Regions from separate parts of the Mus musculus genome. Here region 1 is linked to region 2. A link is a loop called in an ENCODE intact Hi-C map of the cell type or tissue named here. Cell type or tissue: heart. All regions are shown on one strand. Links, peaks and the distances in the headings refer to the core of each region. The heading gives the core; the rest is flanking DNA.

Evidence for each region. A loop is a pair of places that touch in the nucleus more often than their neighbours do. Peaks named below come from ENCODE experiments on the same cell type or tissue, not always from the same donor. Only the 100,000 strongest peaks of a DNase experiment are listed, where the experiment ranks them.
Region 1: it touches region 2 in a loop (5-fold over the local background); 6 of 42 quality-filtered maps call a loop at or near these places.

The regions. Positions count from the first base shown.
Region 1 is chr4:53,182,386-53,190,720 of GRCm38, reverse strand. No RefSeq gene overlaps it. Among named protein-coding and RNA genes, the nearest start is that of Abca1, 27 kb to the right of the region's middle. In heart, for the core only: no CTCF peak of the experiment used is centred there; DNase peaks (open chromatin) are centred at 3,410 and 3,870; H3K27ac peaks cover 686 bases.
Region 2 is chr4:53,107,053-53,115,387 of GRCm38, reverse strand. Abca1 (ATP-binding cassette, sub-family A (ABC1), member 1) reads left to right here. Exons shown (of 50, transcript NM_013454.3): 6 at 6,103-6,224; 7 at 8,206-8,335. Among named protein-coding and RNA genes, the nearest start is that of Abca1, 49 kb to the left of the region's middle. In heart, for the core only: a CTCF peak has its summit at 4,847 (motif pointing left); DNase peaks (open chromatin) are centred at 3,297 and 7,007.

The DNA of each region.
Region 1 (8,335 bases), core at 261-8,260, 75 kb before region 2:
GGCTAAAGAAGTAAGTCCTCTTAACTGCGGAGCCATTGCTCCAACTCAGAGAGATATTAAATACTGCTAATCAACAAATATTGACTCTTCTTATTGATAGTGGGATCCTGAATAGGGGCAGTGACTAGAGGGGGGAGTTTAGTGTTCAGCATCACCCTCCTACTCGAAGAGTCCGTATTTAAATGCTTCAGAACATGGCATTTCTGGTTTATACATTCTTTGCCCATGTGTTTGTGGGTCTGCATTCTGCCCTGCTGCTGGGGTCTGGGCACAGCTTCTGGGGAGGCAAATCTCGGGCAGTGCTTGACTATGTTTACCCTAAGTCACTGCCACCCCATCGGGTGCTAGGCTTTAGGGAAACACTATGCACCCTTCAAGGGGTGGGAAAATGCAGTCTAAGATATGGGCGCTAAAGCTGGGGTTTTCTGACTCCCAGACATACAGTTGCTGCTGGGTGCCACACTGAGGAGTTGGAATGAAGGGTTGGGGGTCCATGGCCTGAGACAAGCTCCTGGACATTCAGGTACCAATGGGTATCAAAGAGCTGGGAACAGATTTGTGGAACCATGGGCTAAGGACAACAACGAACCCAGGGCTAGGGAAATAGGGAACTCTGGCTTCGCTTTGTGACTGTCCTTAGCTTAGCAGCGGTTGTCTGGAAGTGCAGAGAGGCCTTCTATGGGAGATTTAGGCTGTGGCTCTGTAGGCAAAGGCCTTCTCTGTGCTCCCTACAGCGGCAGTTCTCGATGAAAGAGACAGTCCATGTTTATCTGTACTGTTTATGCACAGCCACTCCTCAGAGTGGACCAGAGATTAAATATCTTTTGTAGGAGAAACGTCTGTAAAGGGAAGCTTATTGGCTCAACCATCAGGACCTCTTGGTACCTCATTAGCATGGAGAACTCTGTTTTTGCCTATGTGACCAATGTGGGGTGTGTGGCACATGTTCCAGGCCAGGACTCTGGCAGGGACCAGGGAGGCACCTACCATCTCAGGTGAGTACCCGAGTGCTGGGGTCTCAAACCCACTCTACCAAGTTTCCTGCCACCGTCCACTGCCCCACATGTGTTATTAAAAATAACTACCCCATTGTTTCTTTTCTTCCTTATTCCCATTCTCTTCTTTCTTCTCTTCCAGCTTCCTTTCCATCCATCTACCCATTCTCTCAATATTTCCTGAGCAGTTTTCTTCTGGTTTTGTTTGTTTGTTTGCTGAGTAGTTTTCATGGCCAAATTCCCAAGGCTACTTACTGTAGTCTGGGAGTGAGGAGGTGTCCTCGTTGGTTTTATTTTCAACTTGACACAACCAAGAGCCACCTAGGAAGAGGAGACCTCAATTAAGGAGTTGCCAAGGTTAGATTAGCCTTGGGCCACACCTGTGAAGAGTTGCCTTGGCAACGTGAAAGGAGAGCAGAATAAGAGGGTAGACGTTGAGTCCAAAGGGATATCAAGGGAGGGATTAGAGACAACCACAGAGTAAGCAAAGCATCTGCCTTCAGGAGGCAATGAGGCACATTGAGACAGAGGAGCCACACCCACTTTCTGGGCCAAATCCTTTTTGTCTCCAGCTTGTGGAAGTCTACGGTCTTTGCCAGAAACTGTGAAACTTGAGTTCCACCAAAATGAAGAAAAATGTTCAGACATGTCATGCAAGACTCTTTCAGGGAGTTTTCAGTGAATAGTTGTAGTCAGTCAAATGCCACCATCCAGTAATAGTTGCCAGTTTTCATAATCAAACTTAGAACGCCTACAATAGCTTAGCTCTACAAATGAACCCCAAATGACATAGGACACATAATAAAGTGTAGAAGAATCAGACAGTCCACAAGAACTGCCCATGAATCCAGGGGAAAACAGTGATGAAGAAGAATAGGAGTTGGGGGGGGGGCGGGGCATGTATGAAAACACCCAATTCCTAGTCAGATACAAAAGCTGAGGCTAAGTAGTATATGAAAAGCAGAATGTACTAATCAGGTTTCTCTCTTGGCCAAAACCAAGAGGGAGGGAAGTGTTTACTTCATCTTACAACTCTTGGGTCACATTCCATCCCTGAGAGATCTCAGAGCAGGAACTTCAAGCAGGAGCCTCGGGGCAGGAACTGAGGCAGAGGACACAGAGGAACGCTGCTTCTCAGCTTGTTTCCCATGGTTTGCTCAGCTTGCTTTCTTATACAGTCCAAGGTCACCTGCCCAGAGTGGCATACCCCAAGAGGACTCGCCCCTTCCACATCAACCATTCATTGAGAAAATGCCTCAGAGGCCCACTCAAAGATGTCAGTCTGACTGAGACAATTCCTGAACCGAAGATCCCTCTGCCCAGGTGACTCTAATGGCTTCACGTTGACAAAAACTAACCCAGACAAAGCTGAAGTTTTTGTACCCAAAGCATCAGGTACATGATGAGAATGCTCTACTGGAAGCATCTATTCCTTCACACAGCACGTTTATAGGGGCAGAGCGGAGGGCTGGAGGTGGTATGTGCAGGAGCACAACTCACCATAGACATCTCTGTGTCACAGAATCCCATTGTAGAAGCATCTGTTGCTTTCTCAAGTTCTTGATTATTGCACTTATTAAATGTATCTGAGGATACAATTGTTAAATATACTTTATCATGAAATATATAAATAAGTAAATGCACTAAGAAATTAGCAATAGCTATTAAAAATACAGCTTTTTGAATATGGGCAAAATACCAAGGCAAGCTAAAAAAAAAAAAAGGAAGTATTTGGCTGACTAATAGTTCTGAGTTTTAGAATGTTCTATTAAGATCTCAAGATATTTAAATACTAATGATATTTGCTCCTACATGTTGTTGGTATTCTGTCATGTCCTATCTTTTAAGGCAGTTACACATCTAAAAGTCATTTTTGAAAGATGTCTGATATCGGGAATGAAAGCAAAACTAGTGCTTACCAGCTAGAAAGGAGGATGGAATTGGCAGAAAAGGTAGTTGGGTCACCAGAACACTATCCTCAGACGATAAACTATAATTCACTGTTTAAAATCTTCTATAGGGAAATTACTCTTTCTAGTGTAAAGTTCCATGATGTAAACATCACCAAAAATCCAGTTGCTTAATAGCTTTCTCCACCAAAAACCAAAACAAAGCACGACCTGACCCTTTGTAGCCAACTCTGTCTGTCGCCCTCAGCCCCTGGAAACTGCTATTGTCTGTCTCTCCAGCTTGGCCATGTTTTTCCAGCAATATAAAAATGGAATCGTACAGCCACACAGGAACTCTTTAGTCAAGGAATTCAAAACAAAACCAAGCAAAGGGAAACACAAGGCAGAGCTGCATTTCCTAAAATTCTAGGGAAGTGAAATTCCCCATGTCAGATACTTCACAGCTCCCTAGTGCTTCTGTTTCCTGAGCAAGGTGGCTTTGGCTTTGGCGTTGCCTTTGCTGGGACTCATACCAGATTGCTTGAAACACTGAAAGCAATTGCAGCTGCTTCCTGTGTGGCCTTGAAGCGAGTCTGCACTGAGGATATCACTCTGTGGTATGCCTGCTGTCTGTGAGAGAGCCATTGTGGTGTTTTCCTAGCCATTTTTTAAAAACATCATCTGAACCGAAGAGGAAAAAGCGTTCCCTGGGGTTCAATTAAGATTTTCCTGAAGACAGCAGATAAATCACAAAACTAAAAGGATCTCACATTAGAAGGTCAGCTTCCTGCGGACAGGAATCTAAAATTCCTGAAACACAAAATCACAAGGTACACAAGAGAAAAACTGAGGCTGTGAAAGTGCAGGGACCCACAGACTTGCGGTGCTGCCTCTGTGAGGCAGACAGAGCTGTCCTGGGAACATAGTGAGGGAATCATGGTGCTTTGCTGCTCGCATTGCAGCTTGCTTTGTGTTTTTGTCTTTAAGACCTGAAGCTCCTTCCTGACCCTCCTGCCTTCACCTCCCAATAGCAGGGCTTACAGATGTGTAGGCTGGAATCTAGGCTGCACCTGGCTCTCTCCATCTTCCTCCAGATGGCCCTTACTCACCCATGCCAGGCTGGGAGAGCTGCTGTCTGGCTGTGTTCTGTCTTGACGTATTTTCTTTCTGGAATGTCATCATCTTAGCTTGTTTTTTTTTTTTTTTTTTTTGCTGCTCCCATATAATGCCACAGATTGAATAATTCATGAAGAATATTTCGTATGACTCTGGAGGCTAGAAACCACAAGAGTGTTTCTAGAACCCAGCAAGGTCCTTGGTGCAGTGTCTTAAGGTGGCAGAAGGGCAAGTGAGTGCAGGGGGGGAGGAAGTTGAGCAAAGTTATCATTTTATCAGGACCAGATAACCGGGCCATAGCATCAATCCATTCATGAGACCAGAGTCCTTATTACCTAATCACCTCTTAGTAGTTCCGCCTTTGCAGACCTTTTGCACTGGGGACTACGTGTTCAGCACACAGAAGTAGGGATGTCTCAAGCAATATTCATACCGTATCACCCATTTGGCTTTTTCCTTCCAGTGCATAACTCACTTACATCAAAGCACTGAGTGACTGGTGGTTTGGACTCTGCCTTTCTGCTTATCACCAGTGTTAGCAGTAAGGGTGCCAAGGGAAATGGCATCAAATACAGTGATGAACACGTGGCATAATGGCTCTGGGATAATATCCCCATATTTCCTTACCTCTCAAGTTATGATATAATCAGAACCCTGGAAAATGCTTGTACATGTGCTATTTTGTTGTAGATAGGGTTTTATGTAGCTAAGGCTGGGCTAAAACTTGGTATTTATTTATTCGAGGATGAATTTGAACTGACTCTAGGAAAGACATTAGTGAACTGGAGCAGATCAAGTCAGCGTAGGCATAAGAAGTTTACGGTGTGAAGAATGGGAAAGACAACTATGGGTATGTGGTGGTCTGAACATAGCCCCGCTAGACTCATACCCTTGAATGGTTGGTTATCAGGGAGTGGCACTACTTGAAGGGGATTAAGAGGTGTGGCCTTGTTGGAGGAAGTGTGTCACTGGGGTGGGCTTTGGGCTTTCAGAAGCCCAAGCCAGTCAGTGTCTCCCTCACTTCTCCTGCTGCTTTCAGATTTGGATGTAAAACCCTCAGCCACTCTGGCCCCATTTTTGCCTGCCTGTCACCAGACTCTCTGCCATGACAGTACACTGAACCTCTGAATCTGTAAGTAAGCCTCAACTAAATGTTCTCTTTTCTATGAGTTGTCATGGTCATGGTGTCTCTTCACAGCAATAGAACACTGACCAAGACAGCCTCATGCTCACACTGAGCACAAGAGAGGAGAAAATTTCTGGGAATAGGAGGAAGGATAGAATAAAGAGCTTCCCAGCGGTATAAACAGGTGTGTCCAGAAGGAGCCCGAGGACTCAAGATATGAAGGGTACAATGTTCTATATTAGTCATGGCTCTTCCCAGAGTAAAGGTGAGGTGAGGTGAGGTGTGTGTGTGTGTGTGTGTGTGTGTGTGTGTGTGTGTCTGTGTGCATACACGTTCACACATGTGCATTTGTATGAGTGTCCAGAAAAGAATGTAGTGAGAAGCTGTCCCACTAATCAGAGTAGCTTCCCCTGAGGAAGAAGGAAATCTGTTTTCATGTTTACTCTTGTTGCCTGCTTTGGACAGTCCTTGTGACCAGAATTGGAGACACAATGTTGAACAGAGCTAAACTATGCTCAAAAGCAGCTCATAGTCTAGAGAAGGTAAGCAGACACTGTGGCACAGGCTAGCCCTCTGAGAACCTGAGCCGTGAAGTTACTCCAACATCAGTGAAGTGAGATGTCTATATTATCTATTTTTAGAGTGGAGGGAATTACTTTTTACAGAGATTAGCTTGTTTATTTGCATTTTATTAGTTCCTTAAGAATTTCATAAAATGTGTTTTGATCACTTTTACCCTTCCCACAATCCCTCCCAGATCCACCACCTTCCCTACCCACCTATCTTTATGTCCTGTTCTTTCTTTTTTTTTTTCAACTCACCAACTTGAATTTGTGCTGCGTATGTGCTCTTGGATGTGTGACCTTCCACTAGATCACGGTTGACCTAACAGGGGTCACGTTATGAAAGAAAACAGACTCCATCTCTTCTCCAATCACAATCAATTGCCAATAACTCTTCAGTTAAGGGTGGGAACCATATTCAGGTTCCATGCTGGGATTCTGTCTGGCTTGAGCGTGGGCAGACTTTGTGCATGCGACACGGCTGCTGTGAATCCAATGTGCAGATGCCTTATTATGTCTGAAAAATACTGCTCTCATCATCCACCACCTTTGACTCCTAGAATATTCCTTCTCCCTCTTCCACAATTACCCCTAAGCTTGGGGAGAAAGGGTGTGATACAGACGTCTTGTTTATGGCTGAACATTCCACAGTTTGCACCTTGACCAACTGTAGGATTACGTGCTAATCATCAAAAGAGCTTCTCTGATGGGATTTGAGAGATGCATCCATCTATGAAAATAACTATAAGCCTTTAGGAGTTACTTTTAATACTATGTCTATTTATTAGCAGAATAACAATAGCAGGGGCTCCCTGAAGGCCCATGACCTGTCTAGCCACAGGTTTTTGGACCAGTTACCATGCCAGGTATAGATTTCATCTTGTGGAGAAGACCTTGAACTGAAGCAGAAAGTCGTTGGTTATTCCCATGACATTTGCACCACTATTGCACCAAGTGAACATATCTTGCCAGGCAGGTCATTGCTGCAGAGCTCAGAGTTCACAGCTGGATAAGACTGATAGTGACTCGAGTTCTCTGCTATCCTGCATGGCACTTCCCAGCGTTGTGAGGCTGAACTTCTATGTCCCTCCTTGAACTTCCTCCTCTGCCATGCCCTCCTATCCCAATTTTGGAAGCTATTCAGTATATGGCTTTCAAATAATACCTTGTGCAAGCCCAGGCCATTTGCAAAGCTTCCTTGGAGAGTGCTGTGTGGCTTACGGGGCAGATCAAATCAGAAGGCATTTGGAATTCCTTTCTACTCATGCCCTAAGCAGAGGAGCTCTGTCTCTCCCTGTCTGACTTGTTCTTTATAGTTACAATTATGAAAATTAGCTTGAAGGTGATGTCCTGCTACTGCTTAGCACTGAGTCATGATAGTGGGTGTCGTGGAGGAGACTGTATGGTGTGTAATAAGCACTGTGCTTTGCCTGACTCGATTAAAGGAATACTGTTGTAGTGTGTTCCTGCAGTGCCTTCATTAGAGACTATGAAATTAATTCATTTTGAGATTTATTAAAACATCAATAAAGAAAAAAAGTCACATGTGATGTCTCTCCCCACTTCATTCTAAGACTTTCCTTCAAATGCCTAACATTTTCAAATTTCCCAAGAAAGAGAACGTGCCCTGATCATTTTTTGTTTCTCAGAAGTCCGGCACTGTGCAACTCTACAACAACATTTCAAATGTTTGCAGAGTGTGTGAAGAAGGAAGGAGAAGCAAAGCCCACTGACCCAGGACTCATCTACTTGATTAGGGAAAAACCAAATAACCTTACTAACCCGGGAAGCTGAATATAGAGATTATGGTCATCAGTGTATAGCTGTGTGCCACTTACTGATGGGGATGCATTTTAAAACACGCCTCATTGGACGATTTGGCCATTATGTGACTATTATAGAGGGCACCTGGGTGATATGTCAATCACTAGAAATGGCCTCTTGAGGGAATTGAGAGATGTGCTAAATATAATTTGTGCAAGGCTGCTGTTGGCTTCACCTAGAATACAGAATTTGGCATACTCATTTTTAAATAAAACAGGAGGTAACTCTGCCTTAGTTAGGGTTACTATTGCTGCCATGAAATACCACGACCAAAGAAACTTGAGGATGAAAGTGTTTATTAAGTTTACATGTCCACAGCGCTGTTTGTCATAGAAAAATATGCAGACAGGAACTCAAACAAGACAGGAACCTGGAGGCAGAAGCTGATGCAGAGGCCATGGAAGAGTTCTGTTTACTGTCTTGTTCCTCGTGGTTTGCTCAGCCTGATTTCTTACAGAACTCAGGACACCAACTCAAGGATGGCACCGCCCACAATTGGCTTGGTATTGCCCCCGTCAATTACTGATTAAGAAAATGTCTTATGGAGGCATTTTCTCAACCGAGGGTCTCTTCTTTCTGATGACTCTAGCTTGTATCAAGTTTACATAAAACTAGTCAGTACAAATACTAAAATAATTATGTAATGTATACATCGGTTGTCTCAATTACTGTTCTATTGCTGTGATGAACCACCATGACCAAGGCAAGTTTTAGGAGAAAGCATTTTGTTGAGGGCTTGCTTATAGTTTCAGAGTATTATTAGTCCATGACTATCATCATATAGATTGTGTGGCAGACAGGCAGACAGGCAGGCAGACAGGC
Region 2 (8,335 bases), core at 295-8,294:
TGTGTGTGTGTGTGTGTATGTGTCTGTGTGTGTGTATTGTGTGTACTCGTTTTAGAGGGCAGACATCAGTATTGAATTTAGGATCTCTCACTGAACAAGGAGCTCACTGATTTGGATACACCAACTGGCCAGCAAGCCTTGAGCCTTTGTCCATCTCCCCAGCACTGAGGGCATGGATGGTTCATGACTTTTGACCTTGATGTTGGGGGTGAATACTCAGTTCCTTGCGCTTGCCCAGTAGGTGTTTTATTGAGTGAGCCATCTTCCTAGCTCCAGTCTCTTGTTCATACTCTTAATCATTGCATTCTACATCAACTTATGAATGTTACTATTTCCATATTCTTTTAAAAACATTATTACACTTTATTTTGTATGTGTGTGAGGTGGGCTGGGTGTGAAGGGACAGGACAGCTTGTGGAAGTCATCCCACGTGTGTCTCATGGACTGAGATTGGGGTGCCAGGCTTGGTGGCAGGTACTGTTCTTGCTAAACCTTCTTGTTGGCCCCAACTCCATTTGATGTCTAAGAAACTGAGGTTAAGAGAGAACAAAGAAAGGGGCCAAGTGAGGTTCATGGTCACACAGGCAGGAAGTGTTTGAGTTCAGCCTCTCTGATAAGAGTCTCTGGTGCTGGATCAATTGGATCTGTGTTCCTCTCAGAAACATGGAAAAGAGTTTTTCAGAGAACTTTTTCCCCAACCACACATTCCACAGATAATAAAAACCAGGTCCCCGTCAATTCATTTGGTTAGGGTTAACTGAGTGACTGTCTTTCCCACGAAGCGTTCTTTGTCTTACCTAGAATAACTTGTCTGTTACTGGTCATCTACTTGTGTCTAGTCTCACAGTTTCCAGAAGATATGATCCTTTCATTGATGCTCTATAAAATTTTAGGTTTATTTATTTTTATTTTTCCCTGTGTCTCCATATTCCTTTCTCCTCTCTCTCTTTCTTTTTTGCAGTACTGGGGATTGAACCTGGGGCTTCTACATGTTAGAAAAACACTCTACCCTTGACCTATATCCCTACCTGTCTCCCCACCCACATATTTTGGTGAGATGAGTTGTTGAGTTGCTGAAGCTGGCTTTGTACTGTAATCCTCCTGCCTCAGAGCCCCAGATAGCTGGGATATAACAGGCCTGTGCTACTAGGCCTGGCTTTTATTAATTTTTTTCATGAAGTTCTGAATAGGCACTTGAGTGAGCTTTGACCTTTCCTTTACCTTGTAGCAGGTAGAAAAATAAAAGCAAAATAGTTTTATCTCACTCAGACAAATCTATAATACATTCATAAATATATGTGCCCACACATGTGCACACTCAGACACATCTTATGGGGCCACGAGTTTGGCATCTCAGTGTTCTTGTCAAAGTCACCTCTCTCTTACTATCTATTTTGAACACAGCAGCTCAGCTGATGAGAGAAGCTGTCCTTGGACATGATCAGATTAGAAGATCTGTATGGAGCATGTAACTCGGCACGGGAATTCCCATGGCTGGCATGTACCTTTCTCATGTAAGGCTCACAGTAGGTCCAGAAAGGTGGATGCTCTTGTCATTTCCTTTGGGTTTGTTTTCTTACTTATTTACTTTTTCTTTCTGGTACTGGGAATGGAACTCAGAACTTCATGCCTGCTGGGTAAGTTCACAAACCACTGAGACATACCCACAGCCTTTCTCTCACTACGTTGCCTGGAACTCATATTGTGGACCAAGGAGACCTTGACTTTGTGATCCTCCTGTTTCAGCCTCCCGAATAGCTGGGGTTACAAGTGTGGACCACTGCATCAAGCTCTGTGTCATCATCTCATTAACTCAGCTTCCCTCTGCTTTATTCCTGCTGTGCTTCCAGCTGTTGTTTACCTGATGCGGCTTGTCACTTGGGGCATGAAACCAAGTAGGCGGCTTAGGGATACCGTAGCCATCTTGACCCAGTCTGCTTCACATTCGTGTCCTGATTGGTCTGTCCCCTTCCTACTGCCAGATGAATTTACCTCTTCAAAATTGGTCATTTCTCAGGTCATATCAGCTCATTTTACATTCATGCATTTGTATTCATCTATCCATCATCCATCTGTGCATCCATCCATCCATCCATCCACCCACCCACCCATCTATCTACCCATCCATCCATCCATCCACCCATCCATCCATCTACCCATCCATCCATCCATCCATCATTCATCCATCTAGCCATCCATCCATCCATCCATCCACCTACCCAGCCATCTGTCCAGCCAGCCAGCTATCCATCCATCTATCCATCCATCCATCCATCCATCCATCCATCCATCCATCCATCCAGTGGCTTCACCCAAGATTACTAGCTGTATCAGTCATCTGGCTTGGTTCATTCTTTGCACTCTCCTACACAGCTAGCTGCATACAGAAGACAGAAACCAGCAAGGACAAAGCCATTGTGGTCTGTCTTCATATCACTTCTTTTTTCTTTCCCCCCTTTCCTCTCCTATACCTCAAATCTGTGATAACCAAGAAAATCCCTAGAGGGAAGATCTGTGTTCTTATTTTTTCCTGCACATTGCTCTATAGTGCAGTAAGACTGCCATTTTAGTGACAATTAATATATTACCATTTAATAAACATTTGTCCCTAGCCAGTTGCTAATTGCTCAAGTGTATGAATACGTCTCTTATCCCCAGGACTTTAAGGTATAGTGGCATCTTATGGCCACACAGCTAATTTATAGCAAGAAACAGCATTACATTTTGGGCTTTATGGTCCTAAACTTCTTTTTGCCTGCATAGTTTTGTTTTGAGGCTTGGACTTCCTGTGTAAGCACGGGTGTGGAACTTACTCCGTAGCCCAGGCTGGCCTCTAATTTGCAGTTTACTGCCTCTGCCTCCTGACTACTGACATTACAGATATGCACCACCACATCAAACTTGGTTAGATTTTTTTTTCTTTTTTTAATTCTCAAGACCCAATTCTTGTCCTTCACAGTTCTGGTTCATTGTGCTGGGGGGTGTGGCCTGGGCTTTGGGATTTTTTAAAATTCCCAAGTGGGCCTAGCAGCCTCCAAGGTTAAGAGCCATCATACCACACACCTTTGTCTTCCTGTGTGTGTATGTACTGCAGCTGTCAGCGGTGATAGGACAGCAGCAGATAATGTGTGCATATCCACGTGACCAGACTGCAAGTTGTTTGTAGCCAAGGCTCTATGGCCTTCCTGCATCATCCCCACCCAGCATCTGCCACATTATGTTCATGCACTGCCAAGGGCTGTTGGCTGTTTAACCAGCTTCTTTGGTTTCTGTGTCTCATCCAGAGGATAGGCAGTTGGTGTTTGATCACATCCAGCTGTTTATCTGCAGCGTCTGTTGACATAACGGAAGCATCATATAAACATGCTAAGTACATTTGCTGGTCTCCAGAGTGTTGCTGGGTGACCTAGGTCCTTTCAGAGTGCAGTCTGGGTCAAACCTCCCACACTTCTGCTGCCCTGAAGGAAGGAGCTGTTCTGAAGTTCCTACGTAGGATGCTGTGTACTGCTGTGGCTTTGCTCAGGAGGAATTTGTGTTCAACTGGCTGATCTGAGTGTTAGGTCATAGATTTATTCTGTTCTATCAAGGTTCACAGAGCTCTCTTTTGATCCTCATTTTTATAGGTAAGGCCATGGAAGTTTAAGTAGGTCAAATAAACTTAGAAATACATGGATACAGAGCCCAGAATTTGGTTTCCCAGTATGAGGTGTGTGTGTGTGTGTGTGTGTGTGTGTGTAGAGCATTGCTCATATTGAAAAAAGTGCTCTATTGAATGATCTATTCTCCACCTCTTCTTTTGAGATTTATGTACATACACAAACTTAAGTATTGTGTGTTTGTGTGTGTGTGTATACATACACACATACATAACTAATTTATAAGCATGCCTGCCTTTTCACCTCAAGCTTTGGCTGAAGCCTCTCTGCCTGTCTTCCTTCCTTCTCCTTACCCCCCACCATGGGGATGCTGGGATGTTCTAGATGTTGTTGTCTTTGAAAAGACACTTGTGGTCAGGGTTCTTATTTCCTCCTGGGCTATAGCCTAGAGATTTGATGCTCTTGCCCTCCTTGGTCTCTTCCTGGACCCACTAATCTCAAAGATCCTTCTGAAGTCTTTCTGGTCACCTCATCTAGCATTCAGTCAGGTGTCATTGCTGGAGCAGTAATTTTGTACCAGGCTTTGTTCCAGGTATTTGGAACACTAAGATAAAAGACCTATTCTGCATTTTTATAAGTTAGAGTTGAATGCAGGCTATACTTAAGTAAAATAACATTTCATAATATATGGCTTCCAGACCCGCTGTATTGGAAATGTGGAGGCTGCTTATTAAAATGGAGATTTGTGGGTGGTCTACCTTAGAACCCCTGGTTGTAATCTGAAGGAATAGACACCCAGAAACTAGTTTTTGTGTGCCTCTTAAGTGAATCTTAGGTGTTCTGTGGGTATGGCAACTCAAAGAATTGAGTTCAGTGGTAGCAGTGTGGGGTCTTGTACGATGGAAACACCAGGCAGATGACAGATGGCTGAGTGCTGATTTCAAGGAGGGACATTGACAGGCCTCAGATCAGCTGTGGCATAGTATGAGGAACCCTAGGATAAAACTATAGATGAGTTGAGGAGAATCACTGTTTTATCAGCTCCGTTCAAAATTACTGAAGTTTGCTCCATGCTGAAGATGCCTGGGTCATTTGTATCTATTAAGAATCTGCTTGGACTGTTTGTCTCTACGAAGGGAGACCCTTTTAGATCCCAAGAGAAACGGTTTCATCAGTGCACACTGCAGTCTTGTTTTCAGATGGAACCCCTCTTCGGGTAATTGATTTGAGTTTGTAAAGTTTGCCCTCTAGTGGTCAGCCACTTGGTCCCAGATGAGCTTGGTTTTGTTTTTGTTTTGGGGGGGTGGTGGTGTTGGTTTGTTTTAATTTCAAAAAAGAATTCGGGTTATTAGAAGTTTAAAGGGGTAAGGAAGAAGAAAGATGAAATAGTCAATAAAATAAGGCAGGAAAATGGTTGGTGTTTCAGGCAGGCACCACTCAGCATCTGCTCAGAATCCTCTTGCTTTACAGATGATGGGGCCCAAGGCTCAGAAAGGTGCTAAAGAAATGAAATTCAAGTGGTACTATCATACCTAGCCTCCAGCCAGAGACTGACGTTCTGAATTCTTGGCCAGTGCTCTTTTCTATTTCATGCCACTGGAGTGAAGCCTTTTTTCGATGTACTCGGAGAGCTTATTGTTTAATGGGAGTTGGTACTTGGAGAGCTTATTGTTTAATGGGAGTCGGAATGAAAGCCTTTAGCAGTCACTGCATTTAGTAAAGCAAAGGGTGGGATTTCAAACATACGTTTACATATTTTTCTCAGTGTTTGGAGGAACTGGACTTTATAGTTCTGAAATCCCAGGTTTTGTTCTGAAACCAAGAAGAGACCATGTCTATTTAAACACCTCGATATGCTCACAGGACTCCCCTGTGATTCTTGGAAGTGTGGTCCCAGGCAGGCAACATCAGCACCACCTGGGAGCTTGTTAGACATGCAGCTGCTGCAGCCAGAGCTGGCAGAAGCAGATGCTCTGAGACTGCTGTCCAGCCGGCTAGCTGAGGCAACCCATCAAGCGATTCTGGTTCACAGAAATGTTAGCGAGCCATTGCCTGCTGATCTGGGAGATTAGCCCCTGTGGCTTGTGGAAATAAGGCACTCAGTATTTTCAGTGCTAGCTACGTGAGGCGGCACTGAGGAGTCAGGAGCAGCAGGGCTCATGTCACAAACCTCAGGTAGGATGGATGAGATCATTTAAAAGGGTTGGTTTTTCAATTGGCAACAAGGAAAGACCATGTGTGTAACAACACCACTGTGCTGTTGGACTGTGGGAGCCCACACTGAGTGTGGCTCAACATGTCATCAGAAAGCAATCTTTTCATGTCTCTGCCAGCGAGACGGAGCTCCTGAAACTCACTTCTCGGTGTATGTAAGCCAGAAGCCTGTGGTCACCCATCCGTTTAAAATGAAGCAATCAATATTCTATTCTCCACCTTCCCCATAGCGGTTGAGTCTTTTTTTTTTTTTTTGAGTTATTAACTGTAAACAAACACAATTTTCCAATAGATTTGAAGCTCCAGGATTTTCTGGTGGACAATGAAACATTCTCTGGATTCCTGCAGCACAATTTGTCCCTTCCAAGATCTACTGTGGACAGCCTGCTGCAGGCGAATGTTGGTCTCCAGAAGGTAAGCTACTACCTTCAGCTAAATCAGTGGGGCCTCACTATTACCCTGTTGGGGGCCCTGGAAAGAAAGAAAGAAAAACCCTGGCCTTTGAAAAAGCTGTGAAGGAAATGGTCAGGCTTCAGAAGTTTAGTTTCATCTCATTTGACTCGTGACTCTGGTTGTCACAGACGAACCCTACAGTGAGTGGGGTGTGTCACCCAGCATCAGGGCCAGTATGCTGAAAGGAAGTTGATTTCTGTGTCTGTCCTTTGGCATTGTAATGACTCCCCCCTAAAGGGGTTATATTTTCTGTTAAGGTGAATTAAGAAGCTTTTTTTTTTTTTAAATGTTGTTCTGAAATAAGAGCCAGAGACGTAGATTCTTAAACTGGAATCTATCACAAAAGATTAAATGAAGCACTTACTGCTTTTTAAAGACAGGGAAGCTGCATAAAGAGACTTCTGATCAACTTTTAAGTGTATGTAATATTAGTGTTTACATAGGCTTTGCATCTTAGGGTCCTAGAGAACTTCTTCGCCATCATTTATTTTTGTACCACTCCTGGGCAGAGTGCATGGCTATATGTTGTTCCCCCGAAAGCTTTTTCTTCACTTTATTCTCTGGCAGAAAGGAGAATTGACCCCATGTACAGCCTTTCGGCTCTATACTGGCTTGACTTTACAGTAAGCAGAAGTCATGGGCGGGGCTGATGATTGAAGAGGGCTTTGCTTCACATGGCTGAAAATTTTCCAAGTTAGAAAAAAGAAAATGTGCTTACTGCATGCTCTTATGAAACTGGGAAAATATGTCTTGTGTTTACCAATTGTGTGGCTGGGAGGTGGGCCAGAGGCAGCAGACTTTCGAAATCATTTCATTTAGCATAATTTCCATTGCCCCCTGCCAATTTCATATCTGTTGCATGCCATCAGTTTAAACTAAGAGGCATCCAGGGAAGGTCTTTGCATGGTAATTTGAGTTTCAGTGTCTTAGGGGTTCTTCACCACAGCATGGTGACAAGGACTTATGGCAGGAGCAAGCTTGGAGTGTACTTGAGTATCTGGCAGTCAGTGACAGGCGAGTGGACGACATGGTGGCGCAGATTCCCTTCACTGTTTGCGAAACTGCATGGGAGTTGAGAGGCTTTGGTTTCGCCCCTTGCGATGCTCTACAGGTTTCTGTGACCAGAATGGACTGCGTTCAGTTAAGCTGATAGAGGGGTTGGTAATATTGTAATAAGCCATCCATTCAACAAATACTGTTCTAGGGTTATAGACACAGGTACGAGCCTTGTAAACCAAGGCAGCCCCATATTATTGCAGAGGTCTCTCTCTGCTGGACAGTGAGACTCAGGTATGAAAAAGCACTACTTATTTAAACCTAGGAAGGGTAGCTAGGTAGGAGCGTATGGCCAAAGAGAGTTTCCTGGGGTTTGCTATGAAGAACAGGTGAGGATGACGTAGAAGTACTTTACAGTTGAGTTGATAGAGGCCCACTTTTCCGTATTCTTCTTGGGGGCAAGTAAAACAAAACACTCACAATTGTGATGTTCCTTAAACATAGCTTTATGCATTTGTCAAGTATCTAAACCTACAGATTCACGGTATAATTGTTTCCATGAGGCAGCCTAATTTCAGCGTCCAATATCAATACATTTCTGGAAGAGTTAGCATAACCTTCCTCTCATAGTTCCAGGGGTTTAGACTCTGGGTTTCCATTAGCTGAGTCATGTGTTCCAGTCGCGTTGAGAAAAAGACTTGCCTTAAGGATTTCCCGGTGCTATTGGGACAAGAGAGTGGGATGCATTGAGTCAGCATGCAGTGTTGGAACATGGCTGACTGTGTCCGATTCATCCCAAGGTTCTTTCCTCCATGGGTGACTGCAGTAGTGCTTTGCTTCAGCTCTTCCAAGATGTACTGAGGTTACACTCCCCCCAAAGTGTCTGGGAGCCAGCCTTCCATCCTGATAATTTTTTCACAGCTCTGTTTACATCCAACCCTTCCAGGTATTTTTGCAAGGCTACCAATTACATTTGGCCAGTCTGTGTAACGGATCAAAATTAGAAGAAATTATTCAGCTTGGTGATGCGGAAGTTTCTGCCCTCTGTGGTCTACCGAGGAAGAAGCTCGATGCAG